Regions from separate parts of the Mus musculus genome. Here region 2 is linked to region 1. Evidence: chromatin loops called from intact Hi-C (ENCODE). Cell type or tissue: heart. All regions are shown on one strand. Links, peaks and the distances in the headings refer to the core of each region. The heading gives the core; the rest is flanking DNA.

Region 1 (8,699 bases), core at 1,682-6,681:
CAGTGGGTTCTGGTAGAGCCAGGCTAGAAAGGGCCTCTGGACTCTCATCCTGTGAGAACCTCTCTTAGATTCTGACATTTCCTCTTAGTCTCCCTCATTGGTCTGTAGCTCATTCGGTAGCCTAGGCGGGTTACTCAGGAGCTATCCACCTTGTTTTATTATTTTTAGACAGGGTCTTCTCTCATTGATCTGCCACTCACCTATAGCTGAGGCCAGGGACCAGGGGTCAAGCCTGTCTCCACCTCCCTAGTCCCGAGATTGCAAGCGCATGTTACCATATCCAACTCGTTCTCATGAGTTCTGTCGATCTAATTCAGGGCTTCATGCTTCATGCTTGCACAGCAAGCAGGTGACTGACTGTCCCCCGCCCTTCTCCTAGTATAGGCCTGTCCCAGCCCTCTGTCTGAAGAGTGAGTCTTTTTCCAGCCTCCAATGAATGCTGTTGGACCCGATGAATCCTGAAATCTTCACTCCAACCCCACAGGCCTCCCCTAAGCCCCATTCTTTCTTGGCATCTCTACTTGGACATTTCATGAGCCCCCCCTCCCCCCCGCCAGGACAATGTTGTGTCAATGTAAAGACTTCAAACTAGAAAAGCTTTAATATATAGTTGTGTTCTCATAGCTCTGAGGAAAGTTCAAGCTGGTAGACAACTCAGCTCTACTTAGCCTTTGAGGGAACCCAGATCAACGGTGGTACTACTGCCTTTAACGTAACGTTCCCGTGATCTCTTCATTGCTGGTCCCACCAGAGGGAGAGGAAAGTCACAGCAGGCAGTTGCTCTTGGAAAGATACAAGTGACATGCTATTGCTGGCCACATCCCACGGAAGGCAGTTCAGCTGAGTGGTCTCCTTGCTATGGGGCGGGCTAGGGGGAGCATTGAGGAATGTGACTCAGCTGTGTGGGTAGCTAGTGGGCTCTGCCCAAGCATACTCTTAGAAACCATGGGACAAAGCTCTGTGTGGATGGCCCTGTTGCCCTCTCCATCCCCGACCAAGGGCTGAACTGGCAGTTGGTTGCCCATTTACCCTCCTTTCAGAACAGTCTGTCTTGGGCTCCTTTGCAACTTTGTTGGTGACATCAACTCCCCCAGAACCTTAGCTGGCTTCAGGTTTATCTGGTTCTAGACAGTTCCATGTGGCTGTTAACTGCTTTCCTGACAGTTACTGTCTCTCTGGCCAACCGGTCACTTTTCACTATTTTACAATGAGAGTCACCCCAGGGAGATCCAAAAATGATAGATTTGGATGACACCTTTAATATACTACTTGGCCCTAGCAGTGATTTTGAAGACTTAATCTTTGGCATAACAGGCAGGCTTTAAGAGACTCTGGGCCCTGGTCTGATCACATGCCCTTTGGATGTCTAGATGGCTTTTCCAACCCCAAGGACATCAGTTTTCTGGACTCTATTTCTGCCTGCCTCCTCTTGCAAGCCAGCCAATCTCTTTCTTGTAATATCTTGCTAAAAGCAACACCAATCAGGCAACACGTGCAAAAAAAAAATTTTTTTTTGGCTCTTCCTAACCATTTTTTCTTTGGTAGAATCTTATAGGCTCAGTAGGCATGTGGTCTGATTTCCAAATAGCTGTCTGTACATGATATCAGTGATAAGCATTTTACTCTGCCATAACAAAGGTCTTGGGGTTCTACTCTCTAGTAGCTGTCTAAGCCAGTGCTGTGGATTTGAAATTTATCAGGAACAGCTTTCCCTTCTGGGTACCCATACTGATATATGGAGCATTGCTTAAACTCCTGTTAAAGGCAATGCACAGAGCATTGCCTAAAGTTTTAAGATGCAAGCTCACTGTGTTCTCGGACCTGGTATAATTCTGTCGTGAGCATTTCGGATCTCACACAGGCAGAAAATGAGTTTTGGTGGCCAGCTGACAGACTTTACACCTGATAGTAAATAGTACCCTTGAACGCTTACTGGAGTCAAATGCACAAAAGTTAGCCTTGGTCCCCGTGACCACACCATATCTTCAGATACATCACAAGTCAAACCATTTCTCTGCATCCCTAATGAGAGGCTTTAGTGGACTGAGTCTGAGGTCATGTGACCCAAGGTCATGTGACCGGAGGCCACGCCAAAGTGGATACCCTGCTTTTTCCCAGGCTTCTCTCCTCACAATATTCAGACTGAGTTTTGGAAAACATCAATTGGAGGAAACTGTTTCAATACCATACTGACGTCCTCGTGGTGAAATTCTGTCCCTATGACATGGTCTCACGACCTTACGAAGCTGTATCTACTTCTTGTCTTCCTCCCCTGTTCAGTCACAAAGGCTGCCCCATGGTTGCTGCACTCACCAATCTTTTTTTTTTAATTATTATTTTTATTGGATATTTTATGTATTTACATTTCAAGTGTTGTCCCCTTTCCCAGCTTCTTATCTGTAACCCTCTATCCCCGCCCCCTTCCCCTGTTTCTATAAGGCTGCTCCCCCACCCACTCACCCACTCCCTCCCCACCACCCTGGCATTTCCCTACACTGGGGAATCAAGCCTTCACAGGACCAAGGGCCTCTCCTCCCATTGATGCCTGACAAGGCCATCCTCTGCTGCATATGCAGCTGGAGCCATGGGACCCTCCATGTATACTCTTTGGTTGGTGATTTAGTCCCTGGGAGCTCGGGTGATGGGGGGAGGGTCCTGGTTGATGTTGTTCTTCATATGGGGCTGCAAACCCCTTCAGCTCCTTCAGTCCTTTCTCTAACTCCTCCACTGGGGTCCCCACGCTCAGTCCAATGGTTGGCTGTGCACTCACCGATCTTATTGTTGCCTTAGTGATCTGTACCTGATGTCCAAACACTTTCCTCCTGCCTTGGCACCCATGTGGTTTGTTCCTTCATCACCCCCCAACACACACACACACACACACACACACACATACTGCTTAATTTTTCACTTCAGTGTGGTGGCTAAGAGTGAGCACTTGGGAGCCAGGATGCCTGGATCTCAGCTCTACTGCTGACTACTGTTGGCAAGTTGCTTAGCTCTCTTGTGCCTTTGTCCTCTCATGAGTGCACAGCGGTGATAGTGACTCTGGCTACCCAAGGTTGCTGAGAAGCTAGCATAGTGCACACTTGCAATGGACGAGTTGAGTTGATGCATAGCCAGAACTTACCCTAGTGCGTTTGGACTGCTTGGCAGTGCCACCCACTCTCTCCTGGTGACTGGCTCTGCACACCTCCCTCTGCATTTCCTTCAAGACTCCAGTTCTTGTTGATGTTTTCATGCTCCCTCCCACTGGAGTGCAACTTTTAAGAGGGAGGCTGTGGGCTCCTTCTGTGTCTCTCTCCCTGTCTTAACAAGCTCTCCTGTAGCTTAGGCTAGCTTGGAGTTCTCTATCCAGCCAGGGCTGGCTTTGAACTCCTGATTCTCTGGCCTCCATCTCCCAAGGGCTGGGATTACAGGTGTATACCACCGCCCTGTATTCAAGGACTCTTCCATTGCTGCTCTTGTTTACACCCTGAGTGCTCACACAAAGTCTTAATTGGCTTCTGGTCGTGGATATATAGGGAAGCCAAACCTCACTGAGACCCTCTGTTGCCAGAGGCGGTGAGTATCCTGGGCAAGGCCTCTCTCCAAAGTCTTGGGAATGCTACCCTTAGCATTAGCCTCCGGAGTCTATCCTACCCGTTTCCTTCAGTTTCTAGTGGACTAGTTAATTAGCCCTTCCGAGCCTCCCTTTTCTCGTGTGAAATTGAAGGAATACTAATTATCCCACCCGGCTGTTAGGAGGATGAACAAGATAATATATGTTCAGGGAGCTTGCTAGCAAGCTTGAATAAAGTATACCAGATGGGAGCTATTATTATTGTTGTTAGTGCCCTATCCAAGTGCCACTCTGCGGTTCATGAATGGGGGTGCCGGAGGGACTTGGGGTGGGGAGAGTGTGGGGAGAAGCATCTAGGGAATGGAAGAACTGGAGTGGAATAATGGGGTGTGTTTGTATTCGTGCGTAAAGGCGTGTGTGTGTGTGTGTGTGTGTGTGTGTGTGTGTGTGTGTGTGTAGAGCTTACGGAGCCTGGGGAGGGGGTGGCAGAGTTTCAGAAGCCCTCCCATTTTTCAGAGATCAAGCACTGGGAGTTGGGCACCCTGGCTGTGGAGACTGGCAGGAGAACCAGCAACTGCCCTGTGGCCAGTGTGCCTGGAAAGGTACCAAGGGGGAAGAGCCTGCGCCTCTGGAGTGATTGGAGCTGGGGGGTGGGGGAGGGTGGGGAGCGATCTGAAACCTCTTGGCCACTCGGATCTGTGCAGACTTGGGGCTGGGGTAATCCCAGAACCTACAGTGGTGGCTCGGTTCTGTGGGTCCAGAAGCAGCGGGGTGCTCTTGCTGGATGGGCCGCGGCAGGCGGGGCGCGCCTTCCGGAGCGTGGCTGGCGGGCGGTGCCGGGGAAGGGACCGTTACTTTCCCAGAGTGGCGGGGAGGGCGACGTCAGGCGGAAGGGCGCGGGGCGCGCACGCTTTAAATGGCATTCGCTGTCATCCGAGCTTGCAGCCGTGTGGGCAGAGGCGGGCTATATAAGCGGCTAGGCGGGCCGCCGCGGGGTACACGGCGACAGCGACAGCGACCGCGACAGGGGCGGCAGGGAGCCTCTCGAAGCATCGCCGAGCAGCGCAGCGCAGCCCCGCGCCCCCCGACGGGCCCGCCCGCCCGCTATCCCTCTCCAGCAGCGTCGGCTCGGGCCAGCGAGGCCCGCCGCCACCCCGCAGCAGATTTGGATCCCCCGCCCGGAGAGCCCCAGGCTGTCGCCTCCCGGGGGACCCCGGAGCCGCGGCCGCCCCCGGAGAGCCCGGGCGCCCCGCCACCCCCCGGCTCCGCACCCGCCGACGGCGCCATGGCGGCCGCCAAGCCCGGCGAGCTCATGGGCATCTGCTCCAGCTACCAAGCGGTGATGCCACACTTCGTGTGCCTGACCGATGAGTTCCCGCAGCCGGTGCGGCCCGCCAAGCTGCCCAAGGGCAAGGGCCGGCTGCGGCGGCCACGCCAGTCCCGCTTCAAGACGCAGCCGGTGACCTTCGACGAGATCCAGGAGGTGGAGGAGGAGGGGGTGTCCCCGATGGAGGAGGAGAAGGCCAAGAAGTCGTTCCTGCAGAGCTTGGAGTGCCTGCGCCGCAGCACGCAGAGCCTGTCGCTGCAGAGGGAGCCGCTCGGCAGCTGCAAACTGAGGAACAGCCTGGACTCCAGCGACTCCGACTCGGCCCTGTGAGGCGGTAGCCCGCTTGGGGACTTGCTCCACCGCCAAGCGCCGGGAAACAGAGGGAGCATCCGGAGGGGACCCGCTCCCCAGGCGGCCCCGACCACCCGGGGTCAGCTCCCCTCACTCCTTGGGACTGTAGCCCGGCTGCGGACCCACCGGGGTCCCGAAGAGCGTTCGGGGACGCCAGGGAGGGGAGTCGCTTTCTTTGCCCTTGTAAATGTTTATTTTTTAACTCTTTCCCAGTCCGAACTCTGCTGTGAGTGTGCGCGGGAGGCGGCTCCGCTGAGTCGGCTCGTCGCCGGGGGTCGCCGATGCAATTCGGATTCTGCACACCGCTCCACTGTGCCCCACCTCCAGCGCACACCCGTTCACACTCACGCCGACACTTTCGCTGAACACTTTTTATAATTGTTGGGCTAACTGAGGGGACTTGGGGCGCAGCGCGGCTGCTGCTGCAGCCGAGGATTGATATTTATTTTTGCATTGCAATAGCTGAAGGCGTTTTATTTAACGGTCTTTTTACCTGGATGTTGTCTGTGAGGAGTCTAAATGGACACAAATAAAGCCAATATATTTACACTGTGCACTTCTCCGGGCTTTGGACTTCTTGAACCTTAGGGGTCCGGTTTGGAAGGCAGAGGAGGAGGGGATGTGGATGGGGGGGGGGGCATGGAGGATCAAGTGGAGGTAGCTCACAAAACTTCCAGATTGAGGTGACACCTCCGGTGCTCCTGCCACCTGGTCTGCTCTCCACACGGTCTGAGAGGCGAGGGTGATGTTCCGAGGATGGAGAGCGCACTCTAACTGTGACCTCCCAGGGAGGTCCAGGTCACTTAGCACTTAGCAAGGTTCACTCCACTCTCTGCCCTTTCCTGGCCATGGTTTCTTTGAGGGAGTGCTGGGATACCGCAGGGGACCAAATTCGAGCCAACAATGGGCAAGTCGGGCTGGGATGTTTGAGCCGTGGTACCCGAGGGAGAGCGAGTGCGTGGGTGAACATTCGCTGTCCCCGCAGGTGAGCGACTCTTCCTCCCGTCCCGCCCTCTCAACCCTCGCTGACTCAGCTCTGTGCCCGGTGCACCTGCGCTTCGGGTGATCAGGTTCCTTCCTCCCTCGCTTTTCCTAGGCTCCTTCTAGCTTCCGCCTAGGAAGAATCAGAGCCTTCAGGCGCCAGGTTCCCACGGCATCTCTCACTCGTTCTCGGCTTGGGTCTTGGTTTTCAGCGAAGAAAGCAAGCCTAGCAGCCAGGAAGGAAGCACATGGAGTGTGGAGGGCTGCAGATTCTTCTGACTCTGGCTCTACTTTCCCTTTCCAGGGCTCTTCAGCAGCCGCTCCACATTCCAAGTCCCCTGAGCTAGCTAGCTATGTAGAGTGTCGCCTACGCCGCAGGTGGCGACCCGAGTGACAAACAACATTCGACTAAGAAGAGCCTGTGCTCACACCCAGTCTCTGACCAGCCCTACAGAATCAGTCCAGGGCTAGACTGCTTAATCCTGAGAACAGATACTACCTCTGCTCGGGGGTAACCTGGTCCCTGTACTCAGGCGCCCCCTAGTAGTGGTGTGTGTGTGTGTGTGTGTGTGTGTGTGTGTGTGTGTGTGTGTGTGTGTGTGCCAGTTTGAATCTCTGTCTGTCTGCCTGCCTGCCTGCCTGCCTGCCTGCCTGTCTATCTTCTTGGCACACGACCCACTTTAGGATCTGAACTGCCCTTTCTCTCCTTACTCTGTACCTCTTGAAGCCCTACTTCTGCAAGCCAGAAAGCAGCAGAAATGGAACAAACAAGGAGACACGTTAGTTATGAAAGGTTGCCTCCCTGACTGGCTCAGAGATGGGAAAACAAACACCAGGTCCTGGTGATTAGGGTCTTTAGCTCCATCCCAGCCCTTGAGAACACCATGATACTCAAAATGGCTCCCTGTGACAGGAAGACTGACAGGATGCCCTTAGCTGCCAGGGCTTCACTTTTGAGAGGCAACTATGGTTTGATAACAGTCACTGCAGCGGTCAGACTGGGCTGGCCCGAGCTCCAGGGTGGGGAGCAAGAGGCTACAGCTCCACTATGGACTTTCCTGTCCCCCCCCCCACCTTATCCTTGTCTAGCTCTTCAACTGTGGCTCCTTTTCCTCCTGAGAACCAGATGTCCCAGGTGTCTGGATGACACCCCCTACCTCACTGAAGGCCTTCCTAGACTGTCTCCATGGGCCATCCCAGCCCACATGGAGGGTTATTGTAGGATCCATACACAGCCCTCTGACTCTGCTCAGCCACTGGTGGGAACCAGCGCTGACTAGCCACTTCTGAAATGTTTGCTGGGTTAAAACGAATCAAAAGGCAACAGAGAGCCCATGAGTTCAGCATTTGTACTCCCGGAGAAGCGGTCATATGTTTAGTGGTGGTGGCAGTGGTTGTGGTGGCAGCGGCATCATTGGCGTGTGTATGTGTGTGTGTGTGTGTGTGTGTGTGTGTGTGTGTGTGTGAGACAGTCTTATTTGCCTTGGCTGGCTGGCCTCCAGATCCCAATGCAGCTGAAGACAGCCGTGAATCCCTGCTTTTGCTGCTCCGCTTCCCAAGTGCTGACGTGATAAGCATGTTTCACTAATTCTTGTTTGTTTTTGGATTATTCTAATATTTATCATCCAAGGAATATTTGTTCAGTAGAGTGCAAAATTCATCCTTTATACTCCCACCGCCCTGGGTGAACAGACGGACATTTTGGAAGCCCTGTCTAGGTGTACACATTTGGATTCTTGGATAAAAGGGGTTTGCGCTCTGTGAGTTATTGTCAGGCTTCATTATGACTTGAGTGTATCTGCATTTAGTGTCCGTAATACAGATCTGCATCACTGTTTAATAAAATCCTATTGGGTAGCTGACCTACATTTAAGCTAAGACCTCTGCTTACAGCCATAGAAGTGATATTCCATCTGTCCCAGGTTCTTAGAAAGTTCTGGGGCATGATGGGAAAAGATGTGCAGTAGAGTCAGTGACTCAGAGAGGGCTAGTGAGGAACACTGAGGTTGTGATGTGGCCACGCCTAAGGGATGCTGGTGCCCTTATCTGGCTGGCACCGAGGAAGACGGAGGTAAGTCTTGGGAGCAGGGCTCCTTCAAAGGGCCTGGGAATAGCTCTAGGTCATTCTCCACAGCTACACAGGGAGTCTGAGGCTGGCCTGGGGTACCTGAGACTTTGCTGTTAAAATACACTACACACACACACACACACACACACACACACACACCAAACTAATTAGTGCATTATAAACTGGTATTATATGTTTTTAATTCAACCTATGCTATTTCTAGAATACAGACTCCTAGTTTTCTGTTCTAAGCCTCTGTACCAGCCATGCGATCTCAAATGCCTTTCAATCCTATTACCTCCCTCTACAATGCTGACACCAGGTGTACATGGCTAGTGATCTGAGAAGGTGTGAAGTATTTGTAGCTTAAAATCTTGGGCCCCAGCATTTGCTAATACCTCTGCTTGTAG
Region 2 (8,699 bases), core at 1,840-6,839, 51 kb after region 1:
GAACAGGATGGACACTCAGGCAGAGGGAAGGGAGTCGCAGCATGCTATTGAGCTGAGATCACAAGGACATGTTACTCTTTAAGGAATACTGAGCAGATGGAGGTGTCACGCCTGGGTCAGTTCTGTAAATGTCCTCACTCAGCATATCATGGGGGACGGGGTAGGGGACAGGAAAGGAGTCACCAGGTCCTGGCTGGGATTCTTGTTCCTTACCCGTCTTGGAACCTTCACTTTTCTTGTTTATGAAACTCTTAAGAAAACATGAAATTCCTGGTACATCACATATGGCCATTACTATGCCCTCCAGTCAAGGATGCATTCTGGAGTTGTCTTTAGGGCACCTTGGGTTATAAGGAATCATGACTGTGTGTGGCTTTGCTTATTGAAACGTCCCCTCCATCTCCCTGTCACGCTGTCTGCTTTATTTAGACTTGGTTCAAAATATCTTTTGGTAGTTCCTGAAAGCACATGGCTTGCTGGTCTTAGGAGAGGAAACACAGTGGTAAGTCACAGACTCAGACCTCTTCTAGATCCAAACATGAGGTTTGTGGGTAGGCAGTCACATCCCAGAGTTCTGTGTCCACTTGACAGTGATCCCATGAGGCTTGGTCTCCTGGGATACTAGACCAGGACACTGTCACTAGCTCAGAGTAAATTAGCAGTAACCTAGAGTTAGTAACGTTCAAAAGGACATTTCTTAGTGGGTCGTGCCAAGATATTTACTTCAAAGAAAGTCCTGGCTCCTTCAAGCTGCCTTTCCCGGTGGCTGTATGCCTTTCATGGAAGGGCAGAGTTACACAATAGGTTTTCCAAGCAGATTTAGCTCCTGTTACAGCCTTGCCCAACCAAGGAACACTGTTCTAGGCATGGGGCCATGGGTCTGTGTAGAGAGAGCAGGTGGCATGTGTCTGCTGGGAAATGACTGGGCGCTGCTCTGCAGTGGTCTCCCGGCTCAATGTCACCAACTCCTGTGGAGACCCTGGATAGCTGTGTTGTGACAGGAACATGGGAGACCTGTCTGTCTGTCTGTCTGACTGTGTGTGTGTGTGTGTGTGTGTGTGTGTGTGTGTGTGTATGCATTCATGTGTGTAGATGTGGAGGTCAGAGGCCAACACTGAGTGTCTTCCTCAATCACTTCTCACCTTGTTTTTGAGGCAAGCTCTCTCACTGAGCTTTGTGGTCATTCGTTTACCTAGCTGGCCATCCACCTTCAGGGTTCCACCTGTATCTGCCTCCCCAGTGCTGGGATCACGGGCAAGCACCGCCATGCCAGGCTTTTATGTGGGGTTCTCAGTTTCCAAGCTCAGATCCTTCCTCAAGCCCAGCAAGCACTTTGCCAGGAACCATCTCTGCAGCCCTTTAATCCGGGGTCTTCGGGTCCTCCTGAGGAGCCTTCAGAGCTGGGCTTCAGAGATGAGGGAGACTCTCAGTTTTTTGTTTTTAAAACTTCAAGGGATTGGCCACATTGCATGCAACTCCCCATTTGCCAAATGGGGAAACTGAGGCTCCAGAGCTGCCCAATGAAGTGCAGTGAATGCTTTTCATTAGGGCAAGGGTTCTCAACCTGTGGGTTTCAGCCCCTTATGAACAACCCTTTTGTTGGGATCGCATATCAGGTATCCTGCCAGATATTTACATTAAGATTCATAACACCATCAACATTACAGTTGTGAAGTAGCCATGAAAATGATTTTTAATGGTTGGGGGTCACCACAACATGGGGAGCTGTACTAAAGGGTCACAGCATTAGAAAGGTTCAGAACTTCTGCATTAGGTCTTAAATAATCAGGAACAGAAAGTGCCTGTAGCATGGAATATGCTTGAACCTGGAAGTCTCAAGACAGGAGGCTAAGCCTCTAGGGACTCCCATTCAAAGGCTGGGGAGGGCTGTGTGTTCAAGTTCACTCCTTATGTGACCTGGGTGCCCTGGGACTAGCCCTGTGCTCTCCTTGGGCAAAGGTTACAATAGCTATCAATCACCATTCACTCTCAGCTCCAGGCTGTCCCCTGTCCCTTTCCCAATTCACCCATCAGGACCTTAATCCCCATCCCCATCTCTACCCTGAAAGATTGTGGGATTGGGAGGCAGGGCCTTTAGGACCTGATTATGTTAGGGGTGGAGCTTGCGAGCAGAGCACTGTCTTTACAGGATGCTCAAGAGACCCATCAGCCCTGCTTCCACAATCCGAGGTCTCCAGAGAAGACCCCCCATCTATGTAGGGCAGAAAGCAGGTCCTATCCAGGTGCTGGCGCCAGGATCTCAGGCTTGCAGCCTCCAGGACTGGGAGGAACAGCTTTATGTTGTTTACGGCACCAGCCTGTGGTGTTTTCTTAAGCAGCCTGGGTGGAGAAAGGCAGAGTTCTTCTTCTTAGATGCTTTACTGTGGTTTATTTTAAATGCAGTGTCCTTGTGGAGCAGGTGACGGGAGGCCTGTGGTCCCCTCCTTGCTGCGCAAGCACCTCTCTGACACTTTTCTGCTTCAGTGTGCCACCCAGGGCGAACTGAAGCATCCTTCAAGTTAGCAGAGGCAAAGTGTTGTTGCAAACAGAAGCTGGCTGTGAGAGGAGGTTCCAGCTAATGATTTAAGCCTGGGGCTGCATTTCCTGGCAGGAAGCTGGGAAGCCTGAGCAACAGAGGTAGGAAAGAGCAGTCCCAGGATGGAGTCTCCCAGGGGGACCAGCAGGCAGGCCCTGGAGCTGGCTGTGAACATCACTCTGGTTCCGGCTTCTGAGCATATTGCTTGCTCATAAATACTTATGAGCTGCCCACAGGCCCAGCACTGAGCATTCTCTTGCTGAGAACAGAGCCAGGAGCCTAGAATCTGGGTACCTGCCCTCCAGCACCTCGGTGTGGTAGGAAAGCCCACAGTAACCAAGAGAGGCATATGTAAATGTGATGGCCGTGGTTGTTAACTGCCCACTTAGCCAGACCCTTGGGCAACACAGGTCTGTCCAGCCTTGGCTTGCCTGAGGCTGGCTGCTGGCTTCATTTCACTTTCTACAGTCTTGGGAAAGGCAGCCACACAGCTATTAACATAGGACAACTGGAGTCATTCTGCATTCCTCTCTTAACACTCACTGACTCCTCTGCTGAGCCGGTCGCCCTAACCAGCCCAGACTCTCTTCAGATAGTCTGGTTCGAGCTGCCATCAACACATCTTCCTGCCTCCATCTCTCATCCCGCCAGAGTTCACCCTTTTATCCAGAGGAAAGCCTAATCTTAAGGCATAGAAATCCTCATGCTACCTTTGTCTGGCTTTGTGGTACTTCCAAGACATGATCTGTGTTCCAGTCAAAAGGAAACTGGTGTTGTCTGGCCTGACAGGTCTCTCCCAGGGTGAATGACAGTATTCCCTGCCTTCCCCCACCTCTCCCCACCCCCACCACCCCTGAGACTTCCTTATTCTTTCTTATTTTCTTGGCTCAGCCTAAATGTCACCTGCTCAGAGCCAGGGACCACCACCCATCCTTCTGTCTACCAGATGCACCTCAGCACAGCTTGCCTTTGCCATGTAGATAACTCAACTGGTATCCTATATATCCTTTGTTTGCATGTTGGCTGGGCCTCTCCCTGTTAAGTGCAGAAACCTGTCTAGGTCTGCAGTGTGGATTCATTTCATGGTATGCATGACAAGCCTCTGTGGCTGTGGCAGTGTGTTTCCTCACTGTCCTAAAAGATGAGAAAATGAGAGCTCTCTAGGAAAATATAGCCATGCCATGGCATGGCTGAGCCTGGGACAATTGATTGCATATCCCTGAATGCCTGTAGGGATGCACCCAGCAGGAGTTCCCTTCCTTTCCGAGCCTACCCAGGCACTGATTTCTATACCTAAGGCCTGTGGGACTTTCTGAGAATCTGGGAGCAGACGGTGTTGTTGGGCGAGGTGAATGTGGGTTCAGTTAGCCTCCCATTGTTTAGCTTTGCTCTGGGCCTCTCTGTCTGTCCTTCTGTGAATTGGGAGTCAGGGCTGGATGAGATGTGGTGTCTGGGTCCCTGTTGTGGCTGATCCTGGCTGTGGGGAAGGACTACAGGTGCCCAGCCCAGAGGCTGCCTGCTACTGATTCCACTGCTGCCAGCAAAGGCCTGTGAAAGGTTTTCTGCTGGCCTGCTGTCAGTTCCAGATGCAGCTGGCGTCTGGGGATGGAGGGAAGCAAGACAGGAAGTGGAATCTGGGTCACCGGCCCTGTTCCCTGGCTGGATCTGGCCCCTCTGAGACTGAAAGGTCACTCAGGCCAGGACCAGGGACTGTTCTGACTTGTGGGAGGAGCAAGCGGGGAAAAGCCCAGAGACCTAGCCGATTTCCCCAAACCAGCCTGAATCACCTGGCAAATGAATGGGATCAAGAGAGTTCATCTCCTAGGCTCAAGGCTAGGGCCCAGTGAAAGGATGAAGAAGGTTGGTGGGAATGGTGGGAACAACATGCTTTGGGCAAATGAGGCTTTTCCTTATAGGTATTTTAAAAGAGTGCTTTTTCCCTTCTACTGCTGCAGGGGACTTCTAGAATCTGGAAGAGTCTCTTTCGAAACTCAGAACAGATCTGTAACCCTTCCACCATCTCTTCCCAGAATAGGACAGACAGATTCCCTGACTCTATGACCTCCCCAGCGGGAGTTTTCCATTCTGTGATGCCCTTTCTCGAATGGATTTTGCCTTTTCACAAGGAAGTCTCCTCCCTTCTTTTAAGGACAGTAACTTGTAACAGTAATTTATACTAAAGTGTGAACAACTTTTGGCTTCTGGCTTGCTCTGAGCATTTGACTATAAAGTCTTAGAGCACTGGCTTATATTTTCATTCCTTTTATAGTCCCAGGGGCAGGCACTGACCTAGCCTTGTGTCAACATCAACAAAGATGGCAGCTGAAGCAACGATTAATAATAACAAGCAATTTTTTTATTATTGTTTTGTTTTTTGGGTGGGTTTGTTGTGGTGGTAGTAGTTGTTTTGAGACAGTATCTCTCTACATAGTCTTGGTCTCTCTACATATCCTGGAACTCGATATGTAGACTACTAGGCTGGCCTTGAACTCACAGACATCCTCCTGCCTCTGCCTTCTGAATGCCCTGCTTGGCAAACAATTTATAGTGTGTTGTCTGCTGAGCCCCTTCTGCATCTAACCTCATCTAACCCTCACCCTGCAGGATTGTGCATTTTTCTTATCCCCAGCTTATAGAGGAGATAATCAGGTCCCATGGAAGGCACAGAAGGTGGCCTTGCTCCACAATGCACAGGCTTCTACAGCAAGCCAGGTGTCCCATACACTCCCTCTGAAACAGATTCCAGTTAGCTTAGGTTCAGTGCTGAGGCCCTGATTTCCAGGCTCCTTCCACTTTTTCTTTGTTCCCTTTGGATCAAGTGCAGACTGGTCTCTGCAGCTCTGTGGAAGCTTCCTTCCGCCTATGAACCCTGCTGCCCTTCCTAGCTTCTTGTGAGTCCTCGAGCACTCCACTGCAGTCTGGAGCACTCCACTGTGGTCTGGAACACTCCACCGTGGTCTGGAGCATTCCACCATGGTCTGGAGCACTCCACCATGGTCTGGAGCACTCCACCATGGTCTGGAGCACTCCACCATGGTCTGGAGCACTCCACCATGGTCTGGAGCACTCCACCGTGGTCTGGACCAATCCTGAGTGGCCAGGAACACTCATGAAGAAGCTGCACAAGCCAAACACACAGAGGCAAAGTCACAGCCTCCCTCCCAAAGCTCTCCCAGGTTGGCCTGGTTTTAAGGGCAGCACTTATGTTTGGGGCCCTGCAGGCTCTGGGTACCACTTCTTGCACTGTCCTATCTGGCTGCTGGGTGGAGAAGACAGGCTACCAAGACCGGCTCTCATGTGGGCCTGGGCCTGGGTGGAGAACATGCGCTTAGTTTCCGCCTCTCCCTGCTTTCCTTTCCTGTGCCTCTTTCCTTTGCTTCTCTTTGTCCTCTGTCTCTTCTCTCCACTTACCTTTCTCTTATCTCCTCTCCTTCCCGTTGTTTCCTTCCCTGCCTCTGATCTGGGCCCCTGTGGGACATAAGGCCACTGCTCCCTTTCAGAAAGCCTCCAGATAGCTGGTACCCAGACTATCAGTATATCCTGGGGACACTAGCCTGACCTGGACAATGGTACTGTTCTGGGGTGAGCATCGTGGTAGGTGTAGCCCTGGGAACCTACCTTATGCCTCACCCCAAGGCCCCAGCACTGGAATCAAGGAGAGCCAGTGGAAATGGAATCACCATAATTGTCACATGAAGGAAGCCTGAGGTCGTGGTCAATGGGAACAGGGACAATTCCCATGTGGCTGGCCTAGCTCTGGTTTCAGGAACAGCAATCACCCTGTATATGGTTGTTGAGTGACTGCATGAAGGACAGATTGGTGTCTTAGCTGGCTGTCTCTCTGTACATGCAGTCTTCAGCACCCTGGACCTCAGGATCTTGGGGAGGTGGGGGTGGGGCGGGATGGCGAATACTTTCCTGGCCACATCCCTTTAGGGCAACTTGGAAGGTTAAGGCCCCGGTAGGCCTGGGCAATGGTGGATAGATCATTATGGTGGGTGTTTGGCTGGGACCAGCTTTGGTGTGAAAGAGGGACATGTGGGGTTTGCAGGGTCTGTATCAGGACTCTGACACACAAAGGGAACCTTAGTGAGGTTGTCTGGGGTCAAGCCACTCTTCCTCCAAACTCTCTGCTGCTGTGACTATCACAGGCAGCTGTGACAGGACCGTAGACGAGTCACAGGCTCTGGTTTTTCCAGGGATCAGATCTAAGGTCAGAGGCAGCCCAAAGGCATCAGATCAACAGTGGCCGGTAGCCATAGGTGCTGTGGTGCTAACTTGGTTCTGTCAACTCCCAGCTGTGTAGCTTTGGACAAGCCTCTTGACCTCTCTGAGCCTCAGTTAACTTATCCGTCCATGACATTGCCTCTCACCGACGCTGGAGTCAAAGGGAAGAGGTGCTGAGTGAATGGTGGGCGGCCTACTTGACTCTGCTCCACAGAAGTCAGGAGCCTATCCATACACAGCCTTTCCCCTCCCCTGCCTCTCTCTTCCAGCCCAGGCTTGGCCAGATGGTGGAAGCTGGGAAATGCAGCCGAGCCACACGCTGGTCTATTTTGAGAGGCCTCCTGTTTCCTTTCCGTCTTGGGGCCATGTGGTGGCCATGGGTCTCTGACGACAGGATTCAGCAAGCCTGCCCTTGCCCTTCCCTTCCTTGTGGTCTGCACCCCATGACCACCCCATCCCTAGCCTTGGCTCCCAGCCCAAGCACCGCAGTGTGGCTCAACCCAGGTGAGGGTCAGGCACCCAGAGGAGGTGGAATGAGGAGCTGGTGGCTTGGCTCAGTTTGCAGAAATGGCAGGTAGCACAGGCTTTTGTAGTCCTGGCTCAGCACCCTGTACTCCCAGGGGACACAGCACCCTATCAAGAGGCAGTAGTTAGCCCTATGGAAATGAAGGAGGCAGGCTCCTGGGCAGGAGCCATCTGCAATCCAGGCACACTCTGTTTCAAGTTTCAAAGCCACCTAGACTCCTGCAGAGAAACAAGACCACTCTAAAAGCTGGCCCGGCCAGGAGGCCAGGAGGTCCGGTCAGGCTGTTCCCTGGCTTGTCTGGATTCCAGGCCAGAAGGAGAAACAGAAGCCCCAAGAGTTGTCTGTTACCCCTCCAGAAACCCGATAGCTTCCTTGGCTGTCTGCCTCCCTGCCCTCTCTCTGCAAGAGCTCTGACCCCAGCAGGCCTGCCTTGGAGTCCCACCTCCATCTGTGGTAGTCTGTGGTCTTTCCTCTCTGTGCCTTGACTTACCCACCTGTAACAGAGAGATCAAGAGCCTTCTTTTTTGCTCTCCGGAGTGGGTACTGCTGAGTCACTGCAGGCAAAGGCTGAGGTGGAACTCCCAGTCGTCTTAGTTTGTTCCCCTGATCCTACCAGATGACCTTAGAGTGAGTCATTTGGTTCTGGAGTCTAGGATGACTGAGAGCAACCAACCAATCCATGTCTGTGTTTGCTTGCTGCTTCTAAAATGGTGCCTGGTTGCTGTGGCCTCTGAAAAGGGTGAACACTATGTCCTTTCATGGCAGAAGGGACAGATGGAAAAAGGGGGCCTAAGATGCTGTATTAGTTATCAGTGCCACAAGCTGGAGTCTGTGTATTCAAAAGCATGAACTCAGGTGGCCACTTCCAACCTAAACCACAGCAAAGGCCCTAGCCTCTTAATCTGATATAGAAGGTGGAGTGTGTGTGCCCTTGTCTCCTGAAGACCCCACCTTTTAACAGTGACACTGGTGACTAGACAGGATCTGTGCGGAGAGACATCTGATGGCCAAGCTCAGCTTACTCAGGCAAGAGTGTGATTAATGTTAGGACATCCATACTCCACTGGAAGAGAGAGGCCTTGGCTGGTGGTTCCTGTTGCCACCTCATAAGGTATGCCCTGAGTGTCACTACCTGCTAGGATTATAGAATGTGCATCAGTTGGCCGAGGCTTCAATAATGAGTAGATCACAGAACGATGAGTGTCTAACACAAAGGAAGCTCGATAGCATTCAGGAAAGAGGCTCTCATCCTCTGGAACTTCCCAGGCTGCTGGTCAGGTTGCCACTGATCTCCTTCATACAGAGGCTGCAGAAGCTTGGCCTTCTCATTCTCATGGCTGCACCGTGACCGAGGCCCCTGTCATCTGCATGGAGAGGGTAGAAAGAGCAAGCGGGGTTTTGGAGGACGGA

What was found. Peaks named below come from ENCODE experiments on the same cell type or tissue, not always from the same donor. Only the 100,000 strongest peaks of a DNase experiment are listed, where the experiment ranks them.
Region 2: it touches region 1 in a loop (2.0-fold over the local background); 9 of 42 quality-filtered maps call a loop at or near these places.

The regions. Positions count from the first base shown.
Region 1 is chr2:93,952,907-93,961,605 of GRCm38, reverse strand. It overlaps Gm13889 (predicted gene 13889), which reads left to right and starts at 4,506. Exons shown (of 1, transcript NM_001145034.1): 1 at 4,506-5,796. The coding sequence starts at 4,848. The coding sequence ends at 5,219. It overlaps Gm33160 (a long non-coding RNA gene), which reads left to right and starts at 4,086. Exons shown (of 2, transcript XR_374805.4): 1 at 4,086-4,164. In heart, for the core only: no CTCF peak of the experiment used is centred there; DNase peaks (open chromatin) are centred at 4,475 and 5,135; H3K4me3 peaks cover 2,665 bases; H3K27ac peaks cover 1,537 bases; H3K27me3 peaks cover 3,141 bases.
Region 2 is chr2:93,902,035-93,910,733 of GRCm38, reverse strand. It overlaps a transcript of Accsl not described here. Among named protein-coding and RNA genes, the nearest start is that of Gm39884, 36 kb to the left of the region's middle. In heart, for the core only: no CTCF peak of the experiment used is centred there; DNase peaks (open chromatin) are centred at 2,643 and 4,153.